Linked DNA regions of Homo sapiens: region 2 is linked to region 1. Evidence: chromatin loops called from intact Hi-C (ENCODE). Cell type or tissue: lower leg skin. All regions are shown on one strand. Links, peaks and the distances in the headings refer to the core of each region. The heading gives the core; the rest is flanking DNA.

Region 1 (11,128 bases), core at 1,454-5,453:
GGCTAGAGTGCAGTGGCGCAATCTCGGCTCACTGCAACCTCCGCCTCCCAGGTTCAAGCAGTTCTTCTGCCTCAGCCTCCCTAGTAGCTGGGATTACAGGCATGCGCCACCACGCCCAGCTAATTTTTTGTATTTTTAGTAGAAACGGGGTTTCACCATATAGGCCAGGCTGGTCCCAAACTCCTGACCTTGTGATCCACCTGTCTCAGCCTCCCAAAGTGCTGGGATTACAGGCGTGAGCCACTGCACCCAGCCTAATAGGCAATTTTTCAACTTGATACTGGAGTATTTAACAGTATTGGTGAAACATTTTGAAAAATTTCAGGCTGAGCGTGGTGGCTCACGACTGTAATTCCAGCACTTTGAGAGGCCGAGGCGGGTGGATTACGAGGTCAGGAGTTTGAGATCAGCCTCCAGCCTGGCCAATATGGTGAAACCCCATCTCTACTAAAAATACAAAAATTAGCCGGGCGTGGTGGCGCGCACTTGTGGACCCAGCTGCTGCCGGAGGCTGAGGCAGGAGAATCGCTTGAACCCAGGAGGCGGAGGTTGCAGTGAGCCGAGATTGCGCCATTGCACTCCAGCCTGGGGGACAAGAGTGAGACTTCGTCTCAGAAAAAAAAAAAAAAAGTGTTCCTTCTGCCTCGGTCTCCCAAAGTCCTGGTATTATAGACATGAACCACTGCTCCTGGCCCCCTATTTTTATTTTTATTTATTTATTTATTTATTTTGAGACAGAGTCTCGCTCTTGTTGCCCAGGCTGGAGTGCAGTGACGAGATCTCAGCTCATTGCAACCTCTGCCTCGCAGGTTCAAGTGATTCTCCTGCCTCAGCTTCCCAAGTAGCTGGGATTACAGGTGCCCACCACCACACCTGGCTAATTTTTTGTATTTTTAGTAGAGATGGGGTTTCACCATGTTGGCAGGCTTGTCTTGAACTCCTGACCACAGGTGATCCACTGTGCCTGGCCCAGCCCTCTATTTTCAGGCTCACTCTAAACTTAGTTGATGTTAATGGAACAGACTATGTTGGTAAACAAAATTAACAAAATATTACAAAATTAATAACATTGAAATTTTATTCATGTTAATTTGTACTAGAATATGACACATGGCCTATTGAATCTAATGATCAGTTAATGAAAAATTAATAAACAGGGCTGGCCAGGTACAGTGGCTCACGCCTGTAATCCCAGCACTTTGGGAGGCCAAGACAGGAGGATCACTGGAGCACCGGAATTCAAGATCAGCCTGGGCAACAAAATGAGACCCCCGTCTCTATTTTATTAAGATTTAAATTATTAATAATAAAAACAAACAGGGCAATGTATCTACTCTAAAAGTGATTTAATCCAAATTTTATATTTACTCTGCTTTAATAATTGACAGGTAAGAGGCCTGGTAGGGGAGAGTTAGAAATTTGTAAAATATGGTCCGGGCACAGTGGCTCACGCCTATAATCTCAGCACTTTGGGAGGCCAAGGCGGGCGAATCACCTGAGGTCAGGAGCTCGAGACCAGCCTGGCCAACATGGTGAAACCCTGGCTGTACTAAAAATACAAAAAATTCACCGGGCATGGTTTCACATGCCTATAGTCCCTCCTACTCAGGAGGCTGAGGCAGGGGAAGCTCTTGAACCCGGGAGGTGGAGGTTGCAGTGAACTGAGATAGCGCTATCGCATTCCAGCCTGGGCGACAAGAAAGAAAACAGGAAAGCAGGAAGGCAGGCAGGAGAAAAGAAAGAAAGAAAGAAAGAAAAAAGGAAGGAAGGGAGGGAGGGAGAGAAGGAAGAGAGAGAAATTTGTAAAATATGCATGTAGATTGAAAAATTGTAAATTTAGGAAGTTAACATGTTTCTGGTAACTCTTTGGTTATTATAATTTAAATGTAAGTTTGGAAGTTACTCAGCTTTGGTAAAAGGCTGATTTTGGCCATAGTCTTGAGTTCTCAAGTGACGTGTGAAAAACCAATGTTTCCATAGGTCCTTCTGTACCTCCCTTAGTGAATCCACCTCTGCCTACAACTTTTCAACCAGGAGCTCCTCATGGGCCCCCTCCAGCTGGAGGCCCACCCCCAGTGAGGGCCCTCACGCCCCTGACATCATCATATAGAGATGTACCCCAGCCCTTATTTAATTCAGCTGTCAACCAAGAAGGTAAGTGAACCAAGAAACAAAGTCAAATCCTCAAGTTTTGACTTAGGGTAGAAAGATGAATATTAGCTGAATTCTGTGCATTAAAATCACATTTTTTCCAGAAAATCTAGTTTTGGTTAGGGATGGGCTACAGGAATTTACAATTTAAAGTTCCTCAGGAATTCCATTGCCATCCGCTGGGCTGTGACTACCATTGGGAAAAAAGCTCTTAGTGTTTTGTTACTTTTTTTGTTGCTATGCGGATTTTTTAAAAATCATGGCTATAAAGTCAGGTGGCTTTTGGAGGAGAATTACTACTTTTCTTGACATGATGTTAGAATGTTAGGAATATCCTTTTAAAATATTGACCTTTTTCATTCAAGACGTATTTTGAGCCAGGCGCGGTGGCTCACACCTGTAATCCCAGCACTTTGGGAGGCTGAGGCAGGCGGATCACGAGGTCAGGAGATCGAGACCATCCTGGCTAACATGGTGAAACCCCATCTCTACTAAAAATACAAAAAAATTAGCCAGGCGTGGTGGCAAGCGACTGTAGTAGTCACAGCTACTCTGGAGGCTGAGGCAGAAGAATGGCGTGAACCCGGGAGGCGGAGCTTGCAGTGAGCCGAGATTGCGCCACTGCACTCCAGCCTGGGCGACAGAACCAGACTCCGTCTCAAAAAAAAAAAAAAACAAAAAAAAAAAAACAAGATATATTTTGATTGCCACTATTATCGTAAATGTTAACACATACTTATGAAACTAAATAAAAGTCATTTATACAAGCAGTGGAAAAATACAAGCTTTTGAAATTTGATTTTCCCCTCCCTGGAATCAATGTTAGCTACATGCAATTTTATGTAAGTAAAATATGTTAAAGCATCATCTTGGGATGTAATGGAAATAAGAGTGTTCATTTAAATAAGATATTTTATAAAGTAAGAAATTTGATTTTAGGCTGGGCACAGTGTCTTACCCCTGTAATCTCAGCACTTTGGGAGGCTGAGGCAGGCAGATCACTTGAGGTCAGGAGTTTGAGACCAGCCTGGCCAACATGGTGAAACCCTGTCTCTACTAAAAATACAAAAATTAGCCTGGTGTGCTGGCATGTGCCTGTAATCCCAGCTACTTGGGAGGCTGAGGCAGGAGAGCTTTTGATTTTAGCAGTAATATAATCGTTGCAGCAAGATGTAGAAAACAGATGAGGGGGTAAAACCATTGCCCATATTCTACTACTGAATACAATCAATATTATCATTTTTGTGTTTTCTTCTAGCATTACATTAAGTATTATAAGTCGGGAAAAGAATAATGTTAGCAACGAGTAACAAGGCCGGGCGTGGTGGCTCATGCCTTCAATCCTGACACTTTGGGAGGCCGAGGTGGGCAGGTCACCTTAGGTCAGGAGTTTGAGACCAGCCTGACCAAGGTGGTGAAACCCCATCTCTACTAAAAATACAGAAATTAAGGCCAGGTGCGGTGGCTCACGCCTATAATCCCAGCAATTTGGGAGGCCGAGGTGGGCGGATCACCTAAGGTCAGGAGTTCCAGACCAGCCTGGCCAGCATGGCGAAACCCTGTCTCTACTAAAAATATAAAAATTAGCCGGGCATAGTGGCGGGCACCTGTAATCCCAGCTACTCAGGAGGCTGAGGCAGGAGAATTGCTTGAACCTGGGAGGCGGAGGTTGCAGTGAGCCAAGATGGCATGATCGCACTCCAGCCTGGGTGACAAGAGCAAAACTCCATCACACACACACAAAAAAAACCAATTAGCCAGGAGTGGTGGTGGGCGCCTGTAATCCCAGCTACTCGGGAGGCTGAGACAGGAGAATTGCTTGAACCCGTAAGGCCACTCCAGTGTTGCCCACTGCACTCTAGCCTGGGCAACAGAGCAAGACTCTGTCTCAAAAAAAAATAAAAATAATAAAAAATAAAAATACAAAAATTAGCTAGGCGTGGTGGCATGTGCCTGTAATCCCAGCTACTTGGGAGACTGAGGCAGGAGAATCTCTTGAACCCGAGAGGTGGAGGTTGCAGTGAGCCGAGATCACACCACAGTACTCCAGCCTGGGTGACAGAGTAAGACTCAGTCTCAAAAAAAAGAGTATCAAAATGATGAGGCATTGTCTCATTGGTTGCCACAGTATTACTTTGAAAATCAAGTTACATTAAATATTTAAATAAGAAAAAAAAATTTTTTTTTTTTGAGAGGGAGTTTCATTCTTGTTGCCCAGGCTGGAGTGCAATGGTGCGATCTCGGCTCACCGCAACCTCCGCCTCCTGGGTTCAAGTGATTCTCCTGCCTCAGCTTCCCGAGTAGCTGGGATTACAGGCATGCGCCACCCCACCCAGCTAATTTTGTATTTTTAGTAGAGATGGGGTTTCTCCATGTTGGTCAGGCTGGTCTCGAACTCCTGACCTCAGGTGATCCTCCTGCCTCACCCTCCCAAAGTGCTGGCATTACAGGCGTGAGCCACTGTGCCCGGCAGAAAAAAATTTTTATTTATTTATTTTTTTGAGATGGAGTCTCACTCTGTCTGCCAGGCTGGAGTGCAGTGGCACGATCTTGGCTCACTGCAACCTCCGCTCCCGGGTTCACGCCATTCTCCTGCCTCAGCCTCCCGAGTAGCTGGGACTACAGGCGCCTGCCACCACGCCCGGCTAATTTTTTTTGTATTTTTAGTAGAGACGAGGTTTCACTGTGTTAGCCAGGATGGTCTCGATCTCCTGACCTTGTGATCCGCCTGCCTCAGCCTCCCAAAGTGCTAGGATTACAGGCATGAGCCACTGCGCCCGGCCCCAGAAAAAAAAAACTTTTAAGAGATAGAGTTTACTCTGTCACACAGGCTGGAATGCAGAGGTGCAGGAGGCTACAGCTGCAGCCTCCTGGTCTGGAACTACAGGTGTGTACCACCACACCTGGCTAATATTTTATTTTATTTATTTTTGAGACATAAGTCTCACTCTTGCTGAGGCTGGAGTTCTGTTTTCCAGGCTGGAGTGCAGTGGAAGGATCTTGGCCCACTGCAGCTTCCGCCTCCCAGGTTCAAGCGATTCTTGTGCCTCAGTCTCCTGAGTAGCTGAGATTACAGGCATGTGCCACCACAACCAGCTAATTTTTGTATTTTCAGTAGATACAGGGTTTTCCCATGTTGCCCAGGCTGGTGTGAACTCCTGAGCTCAAGTGATCTGCCTGCCTTGGCTCCCAAAGTGCTGGGATTACAGGTGTAAGCGTCCACGCCTTGCCTACATTTTTTTAACAACTAAAAATAATTCACAATATGCCCAGTGTTTTTGTTTCTCCTAAAAGTTTTACTGTGGTTTTCTGTTACAAATTCATGGCTAAAATCATGTTGGTCTTGAGAACTGGAAAGAAGTTACTGACTTTAAACCATTAAATGTATCTACTTCGTGTTAATACAGCTATTGAAGTTAGCAGTTTTGTACTTAGGTGCTAGAGGTTAATGCTATTCACTGAATTAAGTGTCTTCTATTCCTGAATTAGAGCTCATACTTAGTAGAGGTAACTAGAAATAAATATTTAGTTCTCATAAACAGATGTCCCTGGCATTTGTCTTTAATCCTGTATAATTTTGGGAGAAGAGATGTTAAGATTTTAATTCTATTTTAGTGGTTGTCCTCTGGACTTAAAGCAGTTGTTCTAATTCATTTATGTCATCTTCAAATTAATTTGGATTCCACTCTCATTGTTAGATATTTTGAAAATAAGGGCTGGGCACGGTGGCTCATGCCTGTAATCCCAGCACTTTGGGAGGCCAAGGCACGCGGATCACGAGGCCAGGAGTTTGAGACCATCCTGGCCAACATGGTGAACCCCTGTCTCTACTAAAATACAAAAACATTAGCCAGGCGTGGTGACGGGCACATGTAGTCCCAGCTACATGGGAGGCTGAGGCAGGAGAATCCCTTGAACCCAGGAGGTGGAGGTTGCTGTGAGCTGAAATCGCACCACTTCACTCCAGCCTGGGCAACAGAGTGAGACTCCATCTCAAAAAAAAAGAAAAGAAAAGAAAGTAAGGTCTTTGCTCCTCATAATTTTACTTTCTTTTTTTGTTTGTTTTTTTGAGATGGAGTTTCGCTCTGTCGCCCAGGCTGGAGTGCAGTGGCACGATTTTGGCTCACAGCAACCTCTGCCTCTCAGGTTCAAGGAATTCCCTGTCTCAGCCTCCCGAGTAGCTGATTACAGGCATGTGCTGATTACAGGCACGCGCCACCACACCCAGCTAATTTTTTTTGTATTTTTAGTAGAGACGGGGTTTCCCCATGTTGGCCAGGCTGATCTCTGACTCCTGACCTCGTGATCCGCCCGCCTTGGCCTCCCAAAGTGCTGGGATTACAGGCGTGAGCCACCGCACCTGGCCTCTTTTTCTTTAGGTAGTTTTGATTTTGATAATTTTTTTTCATTGTGTACTGCTCCTTAGAGGTTTTTAATGCAGCTCTCACAACTGCTGAAATCTTTCAGATGGTATATAATTTTATAAACTTCATAAAGAACCATCTTTTGCTAGAAGTTATTTTGCTGGAGTAGGTTTTGAAAAAGCCTTGTTATTTGGGCCTTTGGCTTAGGTACAATGTAAGGTGAAAAAAGACTCTTTCCAAAGACTCATGTTTCCTTTCCCTGAAGTTGCAGCTAAATTACTTGAAACTATCGTATATGTAAAAACTTGGATTTTTTATGTTGTTAATAGGCTGTGGTTTTAAATTATTTGTTGTTTAGAAAATTATTTAAAATTTTGGATATTAGTTAAAATCATACAGAGATTGTAATAATCATTCTAATTAAAATCTTGTTGATGAACTTCCTTCTTAGGTATTACATCAAATACCAATAACGGATCTATGGTGGTCCACAGTAGTTACGACGAGATTGAAGGAGGTGGCTTATTGGGTGAGATGCTATGAAAGTTTTTTTTTTAATCTCTTTTTTCTGATTATAGAAATAATATGTGGTAATTGTACAAATATATAGGAAACTAAGAGGGAAACTTCATAATCATGTAGCCATACATACTATTAACTTATTTATTTATTTATTTGGACACAGGGTCTCACTCTGTCGCTCAGGCTGGAGTGCAGTGGTGCGATCATGGCTCACTGCAGCCTCAGTCTCCTGGGCTCAAGCAGTCCTCCCACCTCAGCCTCCTGAGTAGCTGGGACCATAGCCACGTGTCACCATGCCCAGCTTTTTGTTTTTGTTTTTGTTTTTTGAGACTGAGTCTCGCTCTGTTGCTTAGGCTGGAGTGCAGTGGCAGTATCTCGGTTCACTGCAGCCTCTGCCTCCTGGGTTCAAGTGATTCTCCCACTTAAGCCTCCCAGTTAGCTGGTATTAGAGGCACCCGCCACCACACCCTGCTGATTTTTGTATTTTTAGTAGAGACAGGGTTTCACCATGTTGGCCAGGCTGTCCTCTAACTCCTGACCTCAAGTGATCTGCCCGCCTCGGCCTCCCAAAGTGCTGGGATTATAGGCATGAGCCACCATGCCCAGGCCCTGGCTAATTTTTGTATTTTTTGTAGAGGCAGGGTTTCACCATGTTACCCAGGCTGGTCTTGAATTCCTGGGCTCAAGCGATCTGCCCATTTTGCCTCCCAAAGTGCTGGGATAATAGGCATGTGCCATAACATCTGGCTCTATTATTTAACATTTTTTATTTCTATGCATTAGATTTTTTGTTAAGTTTTTCTTCTGTCAGAATTGGGATCATGGATTTATTATTATTATGTTTTGACTATAGAGTACTTTTAGGATTTTTTTTTTTTGAGACAGGGTCTCTGTCACCCAGGCTCAAGTGCAGTAGCACTGTTATAGCTCACTGTAGCCTCAAACTCCTGGGCTCGTGCGATCTTCTACCTCACCCTCCCTGAGTAGCAGGGACTATAGGCATATGGTACCATGCCAGGCTAGTTTTTTTATTTTTGTAGAGATGGGGGGGTGGGTCTCAATATATTGCCTGGGCTGGTCTCGAACCCTTGGCTTGAAGAGATCCCTCCTGCCTTGGTTCCCCGATTTGCTGGGATTACAGGTGTGAACCATCTCACACGGCCCATTTAGGATTTTTTTTTTTTTTTTTTTTCTGAGATGGATTCTTGCTGTGTCGCCCAGATTGGAGTGCAGTTGTGTGATCTTGGCTCACTGCAACCTCCAACTCCCTGGTTCAAGCGATTCTCCTGCCTCAGCTTCCCGAGTAGCTGGGATTACAGGCACGTGCCACCACGCCCAGTTAATTTTTGTATTTTTAGTAGAGATAGGGTTTAACCACGTTGGCCAGGATAGTCTCGATCTCCTGACCTTGTGATCCACCTACCTCGGCCTCCCAAAGTGCTGGGATTACAGGTATGAGCCACCTCGCCCTGCCAGGATGTTATAATTAAAGTTGTTTTGAATTAAAATTTTAGTCTGAATACAAAATTTAGTACATGATATGAAAGTAAATTAACTGTTCTTTTGTTTTGTTGTTTTTGTTTTTGTTTTTGTTTTTGTTTTTGAGACAGTTTCCCTCTGTCGTCCAGGCTGGAGTGCAGTGGGCACAATCTCGGCTCACCTCCACCTCCTGGATTCAAGCAGTTCTACCACCTCAGCCTCTCAAGTAGCTGGAACTACAGGCACATGCCACCACATCTGGGTAATTTTTGTACTTTTTAGTAGTGATGGGATTTCACTGTGTTGGCCAGGCTGGTCTCCAACTCCTGACCTCAAAGTGATCCACCCACCTCAGCCTCCCAAAGTGCTGGGATTACAGGCATGAGTCACCACACCCAGCCGACATGAAAGTAAATTAACTGTGCAAACTAGTTTTTGTGTCTACTACTATAGTATAAAATATTAACTAGTGTAAATCCATTAACAAGATTTTTGGCCGGGCACGGTGGCTCATGGCCTGTAATCCTATCTTCGGGAGGCCAAGGCAGGCAGATCACCTGAGGTCAGGAGTTTGAGACCAGTCTGACCAACGTAGTAAAACCCCATCTCTACTAAAAATACAAAAATTAGGTGGTGTGGTGGCACACACCTGTAGTCCCAGCTACTCGAGAGGCTGAAGCAGGAAAATCGCTTGAACCCGGGAGGTAGAGGTTGCAGTGAGCCAAGGTTGTGTCACTGCATTCCAGCCTGGGCGACAGAGTGAGACTCCATCTCGAAAAATAAAATGATAAATAAAATAAAATAAATAGATTTTAGTCATTGCTATTTGTTACTGGTGTTTGTCTTATTTTAAAAATTTGATAAATGAAAGTATTAAATTATCCAAAGAATTTTGGAGTTATAATACCTATAACTTATTAGATTTATGTGTTGATTTAAAGCATTCTGGGCCAGGCATGGTGGCCTACGCCTGTAATCCCAGCCTGGACAACATGGTGAAGTCCCGTCTCTACAAAACATACAAAAACATTAGCCGGGCATGATGGCACACACCAGTCATTCCAGCTACTTGGGAGGCTGACACAGGAGGATCACTTGAACCTAGGAGGTTAAGGCTGCAGTGAGGTGTGATTGCACCACTGCACTGCAGCCTGGGCAATAGTGAGACCCTTTCTCCAAAAAAAATGTTTTTTTAAAATAAATAAATCAAGTATTCTGGAGTATAAAATAGAACTTAAAAGTTACCTTGTTTCTAGCAACACCACAGCTTACTAACAAGAATCCCAAAATGAGCCGAAGTGTTGGATATTCATATCCCTCCTTACCACCTGGTTATCAGAACACAACACCACCTGGTGCAACTGGAGTACCACCCTCTTCCTTGAATTACCCAAGTGGGCCACAAGCCTTTACTCAGGTAAACTTTTTGGGATTTTCTTTAACCTATTTCTCCATTTGGTTTAAACTGTATACACATGAAGAAAGTTTTAGGAAGGTATATTATACATTTTTATAACCATTTAGAATAATAATGGATATTTCATAAAGCCTTTGTCTTTATACATTTTTCCAGAACCAAAAGATTGGCCAAGAGATCTAGATTACACTTTTGTTATTTACAGAGAAATTAACCACTTCCCTACACACTTAATAAAAGTTACTTACTTTAAAATTATGTATCTGTAGACTCCCTTAGGTGCTAATCATTTAACCACAAGCATGAGTGGATTAAGTCTACAACCAGAGGGTCTAAGAGTTGTCAATCTTCTTCAAGAAAGAAACATGCTTCCGTCAACACCTTTGAAGCCTCCAGTTCCAAATTTGCATGAAGACATCCAGAAACTCAACTGTAACCCAGAGTAAGGCTTCAGATGTGACATTATGCATGTCCGAAAAGTTTTCTAGCTTTTTGCAGGGGGCACATCAGGTGTTATGAATAAGCTGTACAAATTATTAATTTATGAAAGTTCTGGATACAGATGATAGAACTCTTTTACTTGTTTACTTAATAGAGATTTGAAAAGTCCTACGTCAAGAAATAGGGATGTAACTCCTGAAGTGATTTTGTTCTTATCAGCTCTAATGAGATTATGATATTCATTATCATTATGGTGGTTACTTTCTTTCTTCAAAATCCAAAGTACAGGGATTTGTTTCTACATAATCCTTTATTTGCTCTCATTTAAAATTAATTTCATAACAAACATAATACCTTTTTTTCCTAAAAACTTACCATAAGCTTAAATGTATATGATCAATAATTTCTGATAAATTAAATTTGGTACCTTTAAATTGTATTTAGAATCTTCAGCAAAACTGAACTTTTAAATAATAGACTTTGCAATTTGGGCCATCACCTAAGTTTAATTTAATTCCAGTGTCAACTAGACTTACAAAACAAAAAATAAGTCATTTGATAGTTTAGACTGTTTTACACACAAGCCAAAAAGAGACTATATTTTAGTTATAGGATAACCATCCACTCTATTTCTGCATAGGACTTAGATTTAAATATTTAAATGGGATAAAATTTTGAGACTCTATTGAAATATTTCATCTGTAATCTGATCCAGTATTAAAATGTATACCTTTTAAATCTTTGTTGTTGTTTT
Region 2 (11,128 bases), core at 3,962-7,961, 160 kb after region 1:
TCTAAGGAAGCTCTGCAGAGAATCAGTGAATACTCTGAAGCCGCAATTACAATCAGAGGAACCTACTTCCCTCCTGGCAAAGAACCCAAGGAAGGCGAGCGGAAGATTTACTTGGCAATTGAAAGTATGTACTGTTAGTTCTGTTTCAATCTTGAATTTAGATCAAGGTTGATGTAGATGTAATAAACGCAAAGAGCATGTGAGGTCAATTCTAGAGAGAACTGAAAGTAAGAAACACCTCTGAAAACAAAATCTTATGACATTTGAGGTCTTTATATATAAGAATTTCAGTACATATGCAAAGGTAAATGATCTGTTTCCGAGACTCAGTTTTGGCAATTTAGTCAAATTTGAAAATTAAAAGAAAACTTACATTTTAAGGACTGACCTGTTTATGCTTCTAGTAAGTGGAATATTCTGGCCTAAGTTTAGGTTGGAAAGTAAATCAAGTGTATTAGTCCACTTAATGAATGTTTATCTAGGCAAATATTGCCTGTGAAATTATCCCCATGAAAGTTTATGCCTTTAACAAAATAAGAAGTAGACAATGCCACAACCTAACGGATATAAATAATACATTATGTAACAGCAATCAGGTTTGGTTTTTAACTTTATTTCATACATTCATGAATGAATTCATTCCAGAGGCAATTTCCATCTTTATTTATTTTGAGACAGGGTCTTATTTTGTCTGGCTGGAGTGCAGTGGCGCAATATCAGCTCACTGTTGCCTCAACCTCCTGGGCTCAAGTGATCCTCCCACCTCAACACCCCCAAGTAGCTGGGACTACAGGAACATGCCACCACACCTGACTTTTTTTTTTTTGTCTTTTTGTAGAGACAAGGTTGTGTTTTGGTGCCCAGGCTGGTCTCCAACTCCTCAGCTCAAGGGACCCGCCCCCACTCAGCCTCCCAAAGTGCTAGGATTGCAGGCATGAGCCAATGTGCCCAGCCTATTTTGTTTTTTCTGATGTGTTACTCTACTGCATAGTAGGACACCCTGTCACACTTTATTTATGTTTTTGATTTTTGTTTTGTTTTGTTTTGCTTTTTTCCCCGAGATGGAGTCTTGCTCTGTTGCCCAGAGCTGGAGTGCAATAGCGCGATCTTGACTCACTGCAACCTCCACCTCCCGGGTTCAAGCAGTTCTCCTGCCTCAGCCTCCCAAGTAGCTGGGATTACAGGCATGCACCACCATGCCTGGCTCATTTTTGTATTTTTAGTAGAGACGGGGTTTCACCATGCTGGCCTGGCTGGTCTCAAACTCCTGACCTCATGGTCCACCCGCCTTGGTCTCCCAAAGTGCTGGGATTACAGGCATGAGCCACCGCGCCCAGCCCACTTTATTTATATTTAACATCTTTGTTATTGGTATTTTAAGTGGTTTTTGTTTTTGTTTTCTGACATTATGTGAAATGGAAGCAAGACAGAACTAGACTGCTAGATAATAGCACCATCTGTTCTGGCTTCATTTCCTTGACACCATAGCATTGTAGTCAGTACAGGGTTTAGCACTCTATCGCCCAGGCTGGAGTGCAATGGCACGATCTTGGCTTACTGCAACCTCCGCCTTCAGGTTTCACGCGATTCTTGTGCCTCAGCCTCCTGGGTAGCTGGGACCACAGGCATGTGCTACCATACCTGGCTAATTTTTGTATTTTTGGGTAGAGTTGGGGTTTCACCATGTTGGCCAGGCTAGACCTCTTACTTCTTGATTGTACTGTCTCCATTTGGAACTATTTTTAAAATCTGTAGCAGTCTTTTGCTATTTAGGACTTACATTGAGGTAAAATTCATGTAACAAAAGTTTGTCCATTTTAACCATTAAAAATGTACAGTTCAGTCCTCAGTACCTTCGTGAAACTTAAACAGGATTCAGTGAAAGCAGTGCTTAGAGAGAAATTTCTAGCTGTAAATGCCTGCATTATAAAAGATCTCCGTTAACTGCCTTTTTTGTGTTAGAGTAATCTTTTCTTTTCTTTTCTTTTTTTTTTTTTTTTTTTGAGACAAAGTCCCACTGTGTCATCTAGGCTGGAGTGCAGTGGCACAATCTCGACTCACTGCAACTCCCACCTCCTGGGTTCAAGTAATTCTCGTGCCTCAGCCTCCTGAGAAGCTAGGATTACAGGTGCCCCCCCGCCACACCTAGCTAATTTTCGTTTTTTTTTTTTTTGTGAGAGAGAGTCTTGCTCTGTTGCCCAGGCTAGAGTGCAGTGGCGCAATCTCGGCTCACTGCCAGCTCCGCCTCCCGGGTTCACGCCATTCTCCTGCCTCAGCCTCCCAAGCAGCTGGGACTACAGGCGCCCACCACCATGCCCGGCTAATTTTTTTTTTTGTATTTTTAGTAGAGACAGGATTTCACCATGTTAGCCAGGATGGTCTCGATCTCCTGACCTTGTGATCCGCCCGCCTCGGCCTCCCAAAGTGCTGGGATTACAGGCGTGAGCCACTGCGCCCGGCCAATTTTTGTATTTTTAGTAGGGATGAGGTTTCACCATGTTGGTCAGGCTGTTGTCAAACTCCTGACCTCAGGTGATCCACCTGCCTCTGCCTCCCAAAGTGTTGGGATTACAGGCATGAGCCACTGTGCCCCACCGTGTTAAAGCAATATTTTCTTGTGTGCCATTTTGATTTGCTCTTGTTTCTGGGTTTTTTGTTTTTTTTTTTTTTTGAGAGGGAGTCTAGCTCTGTCACCAGGCTGGAATGCAGCGGCGCAATTTCGGCTCACTGCAACGGCGCAATTTTGGCTCACTGCAACCTCTGCCTCCCAGGCTTAAGCGGTTCTATTGCCTCAGCCTCCCGAGTAGCTGGGACTACAGGCAAGCACCACCATGCCCAGCTACTTTTTGTATTTTTAGTAGACATGGGGTTTCACCATGTTGGCCAGGATGGTCTCAATCTCCTGACCTCATGATCTGCCTGCCTTGGCCTCCCAAAGTGCTGGGATTACAGGCAGGAGCCACCACGCCCGGCCTACTTCTTTCTTTTGCTATATGTATTTTTAGGTTTTTTTTTGTTTTTTTTTTTTTTGAGATGGAGTCTCACTCTGTTGCCCAGGCTGGAGTGCAATGGTGCTGTCTCGTCTCACTGCAACCTCCACCTCCCAGGTTCAAGGAGTTCTCCCTTGGCCTCCCTAGTAGCTGGGATTACAGATGCATGCCTGGCTAATTTTATTTTTAGTAGAGATGGAGTTTCACCACGTTGGCCAGGCTGTTCTTGAACTCCTGACCTCAGGTGAACTGCCTACCTCAGCCTCCCAAAGTGCAGGGATTACAGGCCTGGGCCACCGTGCCCAGCCAGGTATTTTCTTAGCGGTTACTCAGTGGATTGCAATTAATATCTTAATTCATAACAACGTAGTTCAATTAATGCCAACTTAGTTTTAATACTATACAAAAATTTTGCTCCTATACAGTCCCATCTATTTTTTTGTTGTTATTGACACAAAATTCCTGTATATGTTTTTCTAAGAGACAGGGTCTTGATCTGTCACTCAGGCTGGAGTGCAAAGGTGAGATTATAGTTTACTGTAGCTTCAAACTCCAGGGTTCAAGTGATCCTCTATCCTTAGCCTCCTGAACAGCTAGGACCACAGGCCTGTGCCACCATGCCTGGCTAATGAAAAAAATTTTTTTTTCTAGAGACAGGGTCTTGCTATGTTACAGTCTAGGCTTGTCTTGAACTCCTGGCTTCTCTTGTACTCCCACATCGGCCTCCCAAACCTACTCATCTTTTTTTGAGACAGAGTCTTGTTCTGTCACCTGTCCTGGAGTGCAATGACCCAGTCACAGCTCAAGCAAGCCTCCCACCTCAGCCCCCCATTTAGCTGGGACCACAGGTGTATGCCACTATGTCCAGCTAAATTTTTGTATTTTTTGTAGAGATGGGTTTTCACTATGTTGCCCAGACTGTTCTTGAACTCCTGGGCTCAAGTGATCCTCCTGCCTCAGCCTCCCAAAGTGATGGGATTACAAACGTGAGCCACCATGCTGGGCCCAGACCTGTACATCTTCATACATTCTGTATTCTTCAACATAGATTCATAATTATTTTATGTAATTTTTAAATCATACAGGAAATAAAGAGAAGCTACAAACTAAAAATAATACTGACTTTTATATTTACGTATGTAGCTATGAGTATTCTTTGTTTCCTCATTCAAGTAATCTAGGGTTCTTTCACTTCAGTCTGGAGGATTTCCTTTTGTATTTCTTGTAGGGCAGGTATACTAGCAACTAACTCAGGTTTTGTTTATCTGAGAATTTCTTAATTTCATCTTTTTTTTTTTTTTTTTTTTTTGACATGGAGTCTCGCTCTGTCGCCAGGCTGGAGTGCAATGGTGCAATCTTGGCTCACTAAAACCTCTGCCTCCTGGCAGCCTCCCAAGTAGCTGGGATTATAGGAACATGCCACCATACCCAGCTAATTTTTGTATTTTTAGTAGAGATGGGGTTTCACCATTGTTGGCCAGGATGGTCTCGATCTCCTGACCTCGTGATCCTCCTGCCTTGGCCTCCCAAAGTGTTGGGATTACAGGCGAGAGCCACCACGCCCGGCAAATACAGCTGTTATGTTTTCCGTGTTTTTCCCACTCTACCATTGAGTCATGGTAAGTTTCATACATATTTTTAAATGGCATACAAAGGATGTGTGGCCAGAACTAGGCAAACTACACTTTTTTCTTCATGTTTGTGACTATGAGAAACTGACTTAGATCTATTTGAAGTCAGGTTTAAAAATGGCATGCTTTTGTGTATCCTGAAATACTTTTGGTCTGCCAATGACCCAGTATGTTTCTAACTCAGGTGACACTGTTTCTTATTACATAGTGAAATGGGGATTGCTGACCCCTGGGTCTTCAAGCAGAGAAAACTTAAGCTGATGTGTTTCTGTAGTTGGAACTGGACAGGTCTTTGCTACTGTGTTAATTAGATCATACAGGCTGAAGACAATGATAGAGGAATGTGGCAATAAAACCTTTGGTGTACATGGAGTCAGGATTTTATTTTCTGCTTGAATACATGGGTATCATTTAAGCAAAATTAATATTTTAACTGCTTGCCTTATAAAGAGGTAAGTGAGAGACATGATTATTTGCTTTGAAAAAGAATTCTTTTCGTAATTCATTTATTAATTTAAATGCAGTGTTTGCTTAGTATGGTATAATTGATATATCAAATTTCAATTTATGTATAACTTTATCAGAACACATCTCTACTACCAAGTGATGTGAAGTGAGATATTCACTGATTCCACAGCTCCGATGTAGTTTTCCTTTCATCCAGAATGGTTCTGGTCATTTGTCTCCACTGTCAATTTACACTCAGGAAATAACGTCTAATTTTTATAATAATCTAAGCAAGTCTCCTCAGTAAAAAAGCAACTTTGTTGAAGCAAATCTTAAGAATAATCTAGAAATATAATGATAATGGCCGGGCGCGGTGGCTCACGCCTGTAATCCCAGCACTTTGGGAGGCCGAAGCGGGCGGATCACAAGGTCAAGAGTTTGAGACCAGCCTGGCCAACATAGTGAAACCCCGTCTCTACTAAATACAAAAATTAGCTGGGCATGGTGGCGGGAGCCTGTATCCCAGCTACTCGAGAGGCTGAGTACCTTGGAAACAGAAGGTAGAGGTTGCAGTGAGCTGAGATGGCGCCACTGCACTCCAGCCTGGGCAAAAACAGCGAAACTCTGTCTCAAAAAAAAGAAAAGAAAAGAAAAAGAAATATAATGATATTGAATAAGAGCTAGGGTTTGGTAATTTAAGTGATCTAAATCTTTTAGAATTTTCAGAGGTAATTAGATTTTTTAAAGGATCATTTAGTTTTTGAAACTCCGAACTCAACTAAACACTAACAGGATGAAAACAGGTGTTGCTACTGTGGAATGAGCCTAGTGTCATCTGTTTCTAGTTCTGTAATTGGAGGGACCCCACTGCCTGGCTGGCTCCTTGGAGGCTCTGTTTGGCTCAGCAGCTCCAGGCCTCCCACCAGGCAAAGGGAAGGAGAACAGGAAGGACTTACATGCCTAGTCAGCCTGTATAATTTATATAGCCTGTTCTGTGACCCTCTCTTTTTACTAGTGGAGAATCCCTTAAAAGCAGCCACAGTTGTTTTAGGACCAATGAAAGGAAATGCCCTTTTTTTCATAGCTGCTTATAAACATATGTAACCTATTACAAGAAGTTACATAAGTCAGAATTTAAACTGGTCCAAATTGTCGGGCTCTGATAAAAGTAGGAAAATTGATTTTCCAGTTAAATCTAGGTGAGAGTGTCATTTTCCTTCTTTTTAAAGTTGCACAAAAATATCAACAAGCTTCACACCAACTCATACCAAGCAACGTGTTTTCCTCCTAAATTTCATTTTTGTTGTAATTTTCAGTTTGACTTCGGTCTTGATTCTTCTTTTTCTCTTCCCTTCCAGCACTCACCTTCCCCACGTAGTTTTATAGTGTTGTGATTGGTGGCTAGTGGAGGTATAGGATTTAAATTAGATATGTTGCTATGACTTCATAGCCATACCCTTGGCCTTTTCCTTCCTGTTGTGCAACTGTTTCTGTCTCTCTTTCTAGCTCCGTCTCTGTCTCTCTCTGGGGACAGAAAAGTTACTCATTTCTAATATGGGGGGAAATTTTCTCGTTTATTATAAATCTTTCCCTCATTTGTGTTTTTTAAAAATACACGGAATGATAAAAATATAGCTCTCTACGTTGCAAACCCAGTCCTCCTTTTATTCTTAGACATTTCAATCTTTAGTCTTCTTTGATTCAGCTCTTTTTCTCTTCTCAGTGTGCAATATGGTGTCTATCTGTACTTACCTACTCACTGGCATTGTCCATTGGCTCCAGATTCTACCCAGCCTACCCTTGATGGCTCTCTAATCTCTGCCACTTCTAAACTTCTGGTTCATATTTCCATTGGCCTCATCTGTATTTCCAATTGGATGTCTGATGAGCACCTCAACTACAGCAATTTTAGAATTAAATTTCACCCATTATCACTGTCCAGAAAACACCTGTTTACCTCCTGGAATCAGTATATTCTTTTACTTCTGCCTTTTTTCACTTGCCAGCCAGCTCTTAATATCTTAATTTGTTTCTCTTTTTCACTGTTCATATCCCATCAGAAAAAATATCTTGTCCATTCTACCTCAAAAGTGTGCTCTTGTGATGGTATAAATACAATATTGTGAGAGCACTAAGGAAAAAAACACTTAACTGTGCCTTTCAGAGTCAGGAAAACTTCCTAAAAGTGGTATTTAAAAGTGAAGTTTGTGAACTACTTCCTTTTCATCCTGTTTTGATATCTTTACAAGTTTGTTTTTCTAGTCTGTAAGCTTTTAAAGAGCATGAATTTGTTATTTATATGTTAAATGTCTCACAGTATGTGAGAGGTGAGTGCTTAATGTTTATGAAATTGATAACTGTGAATGAATGTCTGCAGCCTACCTCATCTAGTCAGCTATCTTGCGGTGTTCTTTCATACTCCTTTTCCAACCACGCTACGCTTCTCTTATTCTTCAATAATTAAGCATGCTTGTCTTAACTCTGTACCATTACGCATGTAATTAATTTCCTTTGCAAAATACTCTTATGGTATCTTTCCTCCCTCCAATTGGCTAGTCCTCCTTTCATTTTAAAGATTTTGTTCAGACGAGACCCTTCTGAAACATTTGTAGACTTCAGTGAACATCATAAATGTCTAATAAATACTTACTAAATGAATAAACCAAGGAAGTTATATTTCCCTTTAGCCTTCTCTTACTATCTCCTGGACAAATCACTAATAGTCTTTTTATTCCACTCTTTTTAATCACCATACTAGGAACTCTTAACACATAATATGACCTCAGTGGTTACATTTGAAACTCTGAAAGTAATCAAAATAATAAGCAGCCATTATATAATGTGGGTAATGTTCCACCAGGCATTAAATGGCTATCTTGGCAGGCAGTACAGTGTTTCTGAAAGTCACCTACAGTGTTTCTTCCTGGACCTCCGTGATATGGGTAAACACAGTGTAAGTTTAGTAATTTGAATAATATGCTTTCCACTCAATCACTAGGTGCCAATGAACTGGCTGTGCAGAAAGCAAAGGCAGAAATCACCAGGCTCATAAAAGAAGAGCTGATCCGGCTGGTGAGTGAAAACCTTAAAGTTTCGTTTGTTTTGTTTTAATAAGTGTTTTATTGAAATATAAATACAGAGAAGTACTCAAATCATAAACATATAGTTTGATGAATTTTCACAAAGTAATAAGCATACCAGTGTAGTCACTACCCAGATCAAGAAATAAAAAACATTACTAATATCCCAGAAGTCTTCTCTGTGTCTATTCTTGTCACTATTCATCTCCCCCCAACAAAACCATACCTTGAATTTTTTTTCTTTTCTTTTCTTTTTTTTTTTTGGAGACTGAGTCTTGCATTGTCACCCAGGCTGGAGTGCAGTGGCACGATCTCGGCTCACTGCAACCTCCGCCTCCTGCGTTCAAGTGATTCTCCTGCCTCAGCCTCCTGAGTAGCTGGGATTACAGGCGCACACCACCGCATCTGGCTAATTTTTGTATTTTTAGTAGAGATGGTGTTTCACTGTGTTGGCAAGGCTGGTCTCGAACTCCTGACCTCATGATTCACCTGCCTTGGCCTCCCAAAGTGCTGGGATTACAGGCGTGAGCCGTGGCGCCCGGCCCTATATTGTGAATTTTAAAATCATAGATTAGTTTTTCCTGTTTTTGAACTCCACATAAGTGTAATCATGCGTTTGCACCTTTTGCATCTAGTTTCCTTCACTCAACATTTTGAGGAGATCGGTCCATGTTATTGCATGTAGCAATAATTCATTTTCATGGCCATATAATATTTATATGATTATACAACAATTAATTTATATTTATATATTGGATTTGGGGGCTATTCTTATTTTTGGTTTTTATGAACAACACTTCTGTGAACATTATTCCATGTGCGTTTGGTATATATTAGCATGATTTTTTCCTTGGGTATATACCTCGGAGTAGAATTGTTAATTATAGGCTAGGTATTGCTAAATAGTTTTCCAAAGAGGTTACATCAATTCACACTCAATCCAGAAGTGTAGAAAATTCCAGTTGTTCTACATATTTGCCAACACATGGTGTTGTCAGTGTCTTTAAACTTAAACAATGACTTAATTTGATTTTGGAAAAAGCCCTTTACAGACTGCCTTTCCCGAGGAGGTAGACATGTCCTTGTGTCTTTAGTGCCAGTTGCAGCTTATAAACACTCCCTACAGTGTGTACATTTCCTTTGAAAGGAAACGTTGTCTTTTATCTAAGTGTAATTCTGAGAGCTTTTCTAAAATTCCCCTCACAGAGCATTCCTTTTTTTGTTGGGGGGTGGGGGTGGTTAGAAGTTTAATGAAAAGTGGGTTCACAAAACAAGAGGGAAAAAGTAAAACAGCTGTTAAATCATGTGCTTAATACTATTTCACCAAGGAGTGGTCGAAAAGAATCTTGTGCCCATAGATGCTACCACCATTAGGTTGATTCAAAACATAGTTGTTAAGGAATAGTTGAGTGAACAGAGAATTCATTAGTTATTGAATAGTTTTTCCTTTCTCAATGCAGTAATAGTAACATTTAAAATTTTAAATAACCAATAGTTTTATAAGTTGGCAAAGGAAATGATCTTAAATATTTCCTTTTGGGTTTGTTTGGTTGGTTGGTTGGTTCGTTTTTTTTTTTTGTTTTTTTTGTTTTGCTTTCTCTGATGACATATCTTTTATTTCCTATTACAGCAAAATTCATACCAACCAACAAATAAAGGAAGATACAAAGTCTTATAGACATCCGGAAAAAAGATTTTTACCTGTGCTGGTCTATGATGTATGTGGCAGTTGCTGTCTGCAGTTTACAATGTATTGTAAATGAAGATTTTTTAAATTCTATCTTGCTGATTTTTTTTAAATATAAGAAACTGGTACTTGGTAAAGAAATCTGTCCGTAAGTACCCCCACAATCAGTCAAACTATATTTAAAGCCAGCCTGTTTTCAGAGTATGATGTCCTTTAATGTAAACTCAAATATCAATATTTTAAATGTCCGGATAATATTCTAGAGGTTTAAAAAATGGAAATATTTGAACTTTCTATTGAAGACAATAAAGTACACAAGTCGTTAAGGGGCTATTCACTTTATCCTGTACTTTCAATGAAATTGTGATCATTTCCTAAGAAAAGGTAAAATTCACTATCATATTTTGTGTCCCCACCTTGATGTTACATGACTCTGGAACAATATGAACTGGATTTAAGAATGTTATAATAGAAGTCTTACAAAATGGGTTGAGAGTTTTTGTTTCAATTTTTATCATCATAAATGGGCAAAAAGTAGTTGGACTAATTTCGGTTTTTATACAAGTAAAGATTTAATAGTATAAGGATTTTTTTGCATTTCTTTACACTGAGTGTAAAACTCTACAAAGAGTTATAGTATTTACTACTTTGAGGTTTCCCTCACAACTTCTGGCTCCATACCTAGCCCCTCTTTTATAATCTTCCTTAAAAGAAAGAGTGTAGCCTATAAATACTAAATATGATACCTTTTCCTTCTAGAAAGTGTTTATTTATATATCTATACATGTTGTATGTACAAATATCCTACTACTTTTAATCTGATTTTTCTTCAGGATTATTGAGTAGGTTGTGAATTTTCTTTCTTAAAAATTGTAAAACATAATGGTACCCAAGTTTTAAACTTAGATGTGCTTCATCTTAGTGAAATTTAATTCACAAGGAATCATAAATTGTGTTTTTGAGGCTGGGCGCAGTGACTCACACCTGTATCCCAGCAATTTGGGAGGCCGAGGTGGGCAGATCACTTGAGGTCAGGAGTTCAAGACTAGCCTGGTCAACATGGTGAAACCCTGTCTCTACTAAAAATACAAAAATTAGTCGGCATGGTGGTGGGTGGCTGTAATCCCAGCTACTCAGGAGGCTGAGGCAGAAGAATCTGAGCCAAGATAACACCATTGCACTCCAGCCTGGGCGACAGAGTGAGACTATCTCAAAAATAAATAAATAAATAAATAAATAGTATTTTTGAGCCTTCAAGATACAGTTCCTGAATATTCTAATTTAAATTGTTAT

Evidence for each region. Hi-C counts contacts between places; a loop is a spot of excess contacts. Peaks named below come from ENCODE experiments on the same cell type or tissue, not always from the same donor. Only the 100,000 strongest peaks of a DNase experiment are listed, where the experiment ranks them.
Region 2: a loop joins it to region 1, with 3 times the contacts of the local background. A loop is called at or near these places in 1 of 110 quality-filtered maps.

Annotation. Positions count from the first base shown.
Region 1 is chr5:134,664,843-134,675,970 of GRCh38, forward strand. It overlaps SEC24A (SEC24 homolog A, COPII component), which reads left to right. Exons shown (of 23, transcript NM_021982.3): 3 at 1,981-2,154; 4 at 6,967-7,044; 5 at 9,773-9,933; 6 at 10,203-10,375. Among named protein-coding and RNA genes, the nearest start is that of SEC24A, 22 kb to the left of the region's middle. In lower leg skin, for the core only: no CTCF peak of the experiment used is centred there; a DNase peak (open chromatin) is centred at 3,559.
Region 2 is chr5:134,818,881-134,830,008 of GRCh38, forward strand. It overlaps DDX46 (DEAD-box helicase 46), which reads left to right. Exons shown (of 23, transcript NM_001300860.2): 21 at 1-124; 22 at 8,067-8,140; 23 at 9,779-11,128. The coding sequence ends at 9,826. Among named protein-coding and RNA genes, the nearest start is that of C5orf24, 22 kb to the right of the region's middle. In lower leg skin, for the core only: no CTCF peak of the experiment used is centred there; no DNase peak of the experiment used is centred there.